3 separate regions of the Homo sapiens genome follow, and all the other regions are linked to region 1. A link is a loop called in an ENCODE intact Hi-C map of the cell type or tissue named here. Cell type or tissue: B cell. All regions are shown on one strand. Region 1 overlaps RPS6KA5 (ribosomal protein S6 kinase A5). Region 2 overlaps CCDC88C (coiled-coil domain containing 88C). Region 3 overlaps RPS6KA5 (ribosomal protein S6 kinase A5).

Region 1 (2,500 bases):
GGGCCAGGCGCAGTGGCTCACACCTGTAATTATTTTGTTTTGGGTTTTTTGTTTGTTTTCTTTTTGGCTTAACACCTTTCTGAAGCACTTCGGGAGGCCAAGGTGGGCGGATCACTAGGTCAGGAGATCGAGACCATCCTGGCTAACACAGTGAAACCCTGTCTCTGCTAAAAATACAAAAAATTAGCCGGGCATGGTGGCGGTCGCCTGTAGTCCCAGCTACTCAGGAGGCTGAGGCAGGAGAATGGCGTGAACTCAGGAGGTGGAGCTTGTAGTAGTGAGCCGAGATCGCGCCACTGCCCTCCAGCCTGGGCGACAGAGCGAGACTCCGTCTCAAAAAAAAAAAAAAATTTATGGTAGTTGATTAAACTTACTAAATTTTATCAACCAAGAAGTGCACATTTTCATATTTTACTGTCACTGAAATCAGTATGCATGTTACAGTGGCCATCATCTTATATTCTTATGATTAATACTTTTTTCTTCTTAATGATACATAAAATAATTGTGTATCTTACTATCAGTAATGGCATCTTAGATTTGAAAAAATGTGGTAGTAGGAGACCTGTAGGATTTAATTCAGTAAGTGTTATCTGAGATTGTTTTAAATGATAGAAGGAGCACAAAGAAACAGAGCAAAGGGTTGGATTTCAGTAATATAACTCAGTAAGTGACCTAGAGGGAAAAGGGGCTTGCATTATTCTATGGGGGACATAAGAGGCAGTGTTTAAAATGCTTGAACACAGTTGAATAAGAAAAGAGTGATCACATCCATATGATGGTATCATTTGAACTTCTAGACATAAGCACATGCCTGATTTACAGTGGATTTATTTTCCAGTCTGTCTGGATGCCCAGGAGGAAAAGCAAGTGCAGGCAGAGAGCTAAGTAACACTGCCTCTAGAAAATAGGAACATTCTTTTAGAGCTAATATCCACATCTGTAGAGCCTTTGGAAACCCTTTATTTCAGTTTTTTATTTTGTTTTGGGTTTTTTGTTTTCTTTTTGGCTTAACACCTTTCTGAGGAGGCTCAGGACAAAAGTATTCTTCTGTTGTCTTTAAAGGTAAACTAGGGTGTCTTGGTGCCCCCCAGAGGACACTCTGAGATTCAACAGCGATAGTCTCATCTTTGAGGCACAGCATTGGTTGGAGCTATAAACTGCTGTGATCTTGTTTGGAGAAAATATGTTTTTTATTATTGATTTGAAATATGTTCTCTTATTTTTATCCTCTCTCCCTACCAGTCAAAATCCTAATTTATCTTTGTTATTCTTAGAAAGTACATTTTGACTATTGATTTCTACTTTGTACCAACTTTCTTTGTTTTAGAAAATAAATTGGGATGATTTAGCCGCCAAAAAAGTGCCTGCACCATTTAAGCCAGTCATTCGAGATGAATTAGATGTGAGTAACTTTGCAGAAGAGTTCACAGAAATGGATCCCACTTATTCTCCCGCAGCCCTGCCCCAGAGTTCTGAGAAGCTGTTTCAGGTAATTTCCCATCCTGTGCACATGCACATTGGCCATATGTCCTTTGAAAGAAAAGATTAAATTTCCCATATTGAAGTAGTTTTGTTGGCATCATAAAAATGGGATTCTCTAATATCCTCTAAATTATTAAATGCAGAAATATTGCACATTGTTAACCGAAGCTTATAGTTTGCTCAATAGCAGATATTGTTTATGCATTTATTTTTGATATAAGGGAAGTTTTAATTTTATACCTGAAATTTTATTTTTGTTCAGATTCTTTTATAGAAAATACAATAATCTTTTATTTTACCTCTATTCATATTTAAAAATTTTTATTTATATAGACAGGGTCTCACTCTGATGCCCAGACTGGAGTGTAGCAGTGCTGTCCTAGCTCACTGCAGCCTCAGACTCCTGGGCTCAAGTGATCCTCTCACCTTAGCCTCTGGGATAGCTGAGACCACAGGTGCAAACCAGCACACCCAGCTAATTTTTCTATTTTTTGCAGAGATAGGATCTTGCTATGTTGCCTAAGCTGGTCTTGAACTCCTGGCCTCAAGTGATCCTCCTGCCTTGGCCTCCCAAAGTGCTGGCATTACAGGCATGAGCCACCACGTCCAGCCAAAAAAATTTTTTTTTTTTAAGAAACAAGGTCTCACTCTGTCACCCAGGCTGGAGTGCAGTGGCATGATCATAGCTCACTGCAGCCTTTTTAACTGCTTGGCTCAGGGGATCCTCTTGCCTCAGCCTCCTGAATAGCTGGGACCACAGGTGCATGCCACCACACCCACCTAATTAAAAAAAAATTGTAGAAACAGGGTCTTACTTTGTTGCCTAAGCTGGTCTTGAACTCTGGCCTCAAGCGATCCTCCTGCCTTGGCCTCCCAAAGTGCTGGGATTCTAGGCATGAGCCACCGTGCCCCTCAACCCCCATATAAAAACATTCTTTAGTTCACAATGTTACCTTATTCTTTACCTTCAGTAATTAATCTTAACTGCTGTTAAAAAAAGATTTAGATTTTATAT
Region 2 (2,500 bases), 380 kb before region 1:
AAAAAAAAAAAAAAAAAAAAAAGACCTGGTGCAGTGGCTCATGCCTATAATCCCAGCACTTTGAGGGGCCAAGACAGGAGGATCACTTGAGGCCAGGAGTTTGGGACTAGCCTGGGCAACACAGGGAAACCCCCATCTACCAATATATATATTTTTATTTAGCCAGGTGTGGTGGCACGTACCTGTAGTCTCAGCTGCTCAGTCGACTTGAGCCCAGGAGGTCGTGGCTGCAGCGAGCTATGGTCATACCACTGTACTCCAGCCTGGGTGACAGAGTGACACCCCATCTCTAACAAAAATAATGTTCACGCACATTGTTCAGGGACTAACACACTGTCATTCTTTATGGGGATAAGATTAGATAGAGTCAGCACCGTAAGACAGGGTGAGAAGGAAAAAAATTAGAGGCCTCACATGCAAGTAAATGAGAAGCTTAACTTTTTTTAAGCTAGAGGGGTTCTGTTGCCTCAGGTTTTTATATTGGCTCCTGTTTAATTTTTGGACATTTGTCATCTCAACTTGTATTACTCTTTAAGTGGAATTAATTAACTATAATCAGTCTGAGTTAGGAAAACTTTCAGAGAAAAAAATGCTTGACTGGTCCAAAGTGATCCGTGAGCAAGCAGGTCTGTAAACCATGATCATGTTCACTAGCAGCCACCATGTCTTGGGTGCTCCCTCTGGGCCCAGCACCCTCTAACTACTTTATGTGCTTTATGCATCTCATTGAATCCTAACGACCCTATCAAGGCAGGTGGACGTGGCCTCCCCTGTGTAGAGGTGAGAAAGTGAGGCTCAGCAGTGTAAAACATTTGCTTTGGGTAAGTGGGACCCAAATGCAGGTCGGCCGCACTCCGGAGCCTGAGCTCTTAACTGCATGCACTTAACTGCATGGACTGCCTCCAGTTAAAGCTCTCTGGGTCCCTGAAGATGCCGAACAAGAGCCTAGCCCTGAACTGGCCACAAGGACACCAGCCTTGAATAAGTTGGTCCCTTATTCTGTGGTGTGAGCCACTGTGGCCACCAGGTGGTGCTGTGGAGGAAGAAATAATGGAAATCCTGGTATCAACTTTAATCCTACATCAGAAATTGGTTAGGTCGATTAATGTTACTATAAGACAGTTTAGGAAGTTAGCCCAATTGTCTGCTTTGTTAAGACACTAGAGGCTAAGGAGTGGAGGATTGGAGTGGAGGATGTATATAGAAGATCTAAAAGGAAATCATGATTCTTGGTGTTGAAGGGTTTTTTTTAGTATGCAAAGGAGGTATTTAAATTATTTTAAAACTCATCCTGCCGAAAGATTATTTTAGAGATACAGAATCATTAGTGAATACTTCAGGTAGAGTATTTGATTACAGCGCCCTGAAACGGATCATTGAATGTTCCCAAGGTCTTTGAGTGGGAACGGGAGGATTGTGTGAGCTGAGCTGTTAGGGACCCCATCATTAAAATGGATGAGTAAGAGAAGTTGGGCCCTAAATTAATAAGCATTAGTGTTTAATAATTTGGCACACTGAAACCGAAAAATCATCCAGACCATTGGCTCCTTGGGCAGTATGTAATTCTCCTCACACGCTGAGGAAATAAATTGTTGGCGTTCAGGTGCCTTTAAATTAATTGAGTCAGAGCACAGATGATTACTGAGCCCTGATTCTGTTCTTGAGTACTGTGTACTGTTTTCATCTTTCCTGGGCAAGACGGGATTCTGATTTCTTAAGTACATTTAGCTAATTTCGATTCATTTGTCATTATTGTTCATTTCATTTATTTGTGTTTTCTTTTTCCTTCCTCCTTTGGGTTATCCGATTGATAACAATTTAGCACCTCCGCGCAAAAAGAGTCCCTTTTTGAAAAGCAAAAACAAGGACAAAGACAAGTCTCCAACGACCCACCCAGCTCTCTCTAAACGCCTGCGGTTCTGGTCTTCCTCCGACATCCCATCCTCTCCTAACGAGCCTCTCTCTTTCTCCGACATTGGAGATTTCTAATCCCTTTCCTTTATCATGTGTCTGTATTGTGTACCCTCCTTCATTTCCGAAATTCAAACAAACAAAAAAAGCCAGCGTCTAAAAGGCCAGATGGCCGATAGCGGACCCCTCCTCCTGCCCCCAATTTCAAGCTTAAAGTAGCCAGCGTGGATTCTGATTTCAAAATAGAAGATGAGTTGTCACACTCCCTGGACCATTTCTTCAGCACAACACAGTTTTAGGGGGAGCCTCAGGATATACGTGCACATGTCCTTGGGCCAGGATGTCCGTACTAAGTAAGTCGAGTGGCCGTGCCCCCCTCCCGTCTCTTGCACCTGCGAGCTTATGTTTTGCCCGTGTGTCAAGCAGCACTGGCGGGTGGTTGCTGCACTTCCTAAAATGTACAGCCTCTGTCAAGTGAGGGTTTTTTTTAAGACTTATTTTTAAGCAGCTAAATTTAAAACTGCTGCCCTTTTCTCCTCTTCCTTTGTCAGAGCACTGAGTTGTGGGCCTTTTCCGGTAAGGCCCTTAT
Region 3 (2,500 bases), 83 kb before region 1:
TATTTATTATTGATACTATGTTAGGTCATGTTAGCTAGAAGCAGATCCCGGGACATGGATTTGGATTTATGTGATTTACTGCAGGAGCACTCTCAGGAGAACAAGAGTGAGGGAAGGAGGGTGGTCAGGAGACTAGCCTAAACAGGCATGTGGTCTAAGCAGTGGTCTGGATTCAGCCTGGACTCATGGGAAGTTTTGGAGCAAGAGCAAAGAGGCAGGCCTTTCATACCTGTGTTAGTCATTGGCTGCAGGCTGCTTGAGTGAGGGTGGAGTAGAGAATGATGGCATGTAACCTTCCAGGTGTGGTGGCCCCTGTCTACCTGAGGCCTTTCTCCAGCAGCCAACACTCACAGCAGCTGGAGAATAGATGCACCGGCCTGTAAAGGGGACCTGGCAGAACACCATCAGCACCCACTACAGGTGGTCATTAACTCCAGCAGTTAAGACATCACTATTTAGTTAGGCAAACAGCTTGTCTTTTGAGATATAAATAGAGAATTATTTATGAATATGCATCTTAGTCTTCTTTTGATTCTTATTTTAACGTATTTTTTTTTTTTAGTAAGATGCTCTGGTAATCATGTTTACCAGATTGAAATAAGCACACCTGGAGGCATAGCTAGTGTGGTGGATGACCAAGTCACCATTTCACAAGATTCCAGTAATCTGGAAAGATTAATTTTAGGAGTGATTAATATGATTCTTCAGTTAGTAGAAATTCTCTCGTATGACACAGTTGGTATGTGTAGGTAATTTTAAAAAGTTGGTTCAAGTGTGAATCATTTAAAAATCATTATATATTTTTTGAACATTTTTTACTTAAAATGTATAAGAGTACTTCACTTGTGAATCTTTGGATGTAAGCACAGGACTCTGAATGTAGGTTAATAAACAGTTTATTTTGCATAAACCACGGTTGAATCCATCATCTAAAAATAACAGTTTCAGGTTCTTTAGAGTGAGAACTAGCCAGATTTTAAGTAGTCTGAATACTCCCCCTAGCCTTTTATAGTTGTTTCACTCACACCTAATTTTTCAGCAGTTCCTTTCTTTAAAGTGTTTTGCTTTTATCTAGTCCTTTCAAAGCATTCATCCTCATTTTTCTCTTTGGCATGCACATTTCAGTGGTTCATGTAATATTTAATGAATTTACATAATAAGAATAACAGATACAACAAGTAGAAATAGGCAAAGCAACAAGTATCAGTGACTGGCATGGAACTGCATGGGTGCAGAAATACACATGTAAACTAGTCATAGATTGTCAGTGTGCAGTGGGTGTTTTCAGAGGGAAAGGGGAGTATAAGACTAAGTTGGTCTTAGGAGCTGGCTAAGTATAAGTCACTTAAGAGCATTTCTACTGTATTTTTTAAGTGGTAGTTCAAGTTCAATAGTTAATAAGTTTGTTATGAACCCAAAGTGCAGCATGGCTAGTAAACATTCTATTCAAGGTATAATTTTAAGCTGCATTAACAAAAGTTTGAGTGAAAGAAAACATTGCTCTCACCTTGGTTGAGCCATTCAGGTCCTAGTGAGAACAGCATGTCCAAGTTGAGCACAACAAGGAAGGACGTAAAGCAGGGGCCTCTGAACAATGGCTCTTATTCCTGGCTCGTGGTTGCCCCTTCAGAATAATGCATGTAAACGTGTACACACACAAAATTTTGCATGCATTTAATTATGTTACATTTTAAATTGATTGTTTTTACAAATTAAAAATATTTTCTAACAAATTAACCTCATACCATTTTAATGTAAAAATTAAAGGCGGCCGGGCGCAGTGGCTCACACCTGTAATCCCAGCACTTTGGGAGGCCGAGGTGGGCAGATCACCTGAGGTAGGTAGTTCGAGACCAGCCTGACTAACATGGAAAAACCCCATTTCTACTAAAAATACAAAAAATTAGATGGGCGTGGTGGCGCATGCGTTGTAATCCCAGCTACTTGGGAAGCTGAGGTAGGAGAATTGCTTGAACCCAGAAGGTGGAGGTTGTGGTGAGCCAAGATCGTGCCATTGCACTCCAGCCTGGGCAACAGGAGCAAAACTCCGTCTCAAAAAAAAAAAAAGATTAAAGGCTACTTATGAACATGTTTAATAAATTCAAATTTTGCAAATAAAATGAAAGATAAGTTTATGCTCAAGAAGACTGCTTTGGCTTGGCTTAAAAAATAAGTTGGAATTGTGCAGTGGTTTCTGACATGGCAGCATGGATGTCTTCTTGTTTTAAAACTGTCAGTCATTTTTAACTTTTCTTTATTATAGCCATAAGTGCTTAAAACCTGGTTCACAATAATTGTGGCAAATGGAATAAGAGCCACACATTTGGAAAAGCAAGCTGAAAAGAAACCTACTCCAAGGAACCAGAAATTTTTCTATGACACTTCCTTTGGTTCAGTATATATTATTTCTTATCGTCAAGCCACTGAAATCATTATCAGCAAAGATTGTCAACGTTTTGCTGTCTACATCAGGTAGAATAGAATTATAAATCCACATTTC

The links. Hi-C counts contacts between places; a loop is a spot of excess contacts. Peaks named below come from ENCODE experiments on the same cell type or tissue, not always from the same donor. Only the 100,000 strongest peaks of a DNase experiment are listed, where the experiment ranks them.
Region 2: it touches region 1 in a loop (15-fold over the local background); 88 of 110 quality-filtered maps call a loop at or near these places.
Region 3: a loop joins it to region 1, with 7 times the contacts of the local background. A loop is called at or near these places in 2 of 110 quality-filtered maps.

Annotation. Positions count from the first base shown.
Region 1 is chr14:90,901,800-90,904,299 of GRCh38, reverse strand. It overlaps RPS6KA5 (ribosomal protein S6 kinase A5), which reads left to right. Exons shown (of 17, transcript NM_004755.4): 9 at 1,331-1,492. Among named protein-coding and RNA genes, the nearest start is that of LINC02321, 75 kb to the right of the region's middle. In B cell, CTCF peaks have their summits at 912 and 1,114 (motif pointing left); a DNase peak (open chromatin) is centred at 1,079.
Region 2 is chr14:91,285,159-91,287,658 of GRCh38, reverse strand. All of the region lies in intron 25 of CCDC88C (coiled-coil domain containing 88C), which reads left to right. Among named protein-coding and RNA genes, the nearest start is that of GPR68, 42 kb to the right of the region's middle. In B cell, CTCF peaks have their summits at 798 and 998 (motif pointing right); DNase peaks (open chromatin) are centred at 1,028 and 2,320; H3K27ac peaks cover 815 bases.
Region 3 is chr14:90,984,512-90,987,011 of GRCh38, reverse strand. The region is part of intron 2 of RPS6KA5 (ribosomal protein S6 kinase A5); the gene reads left to right. Among named protein-coding and RNA genes, the nearest start is that of RPS6KA5, 75 kb to the left of the region's middle. RefSeq lists an enhancer at 964-1,013. In B cell, a CTCF peak has its summit at 1,229; DNase peaks (open chromatin) are centred at 391 and 981; H3K27ac peaks cover 345 bases.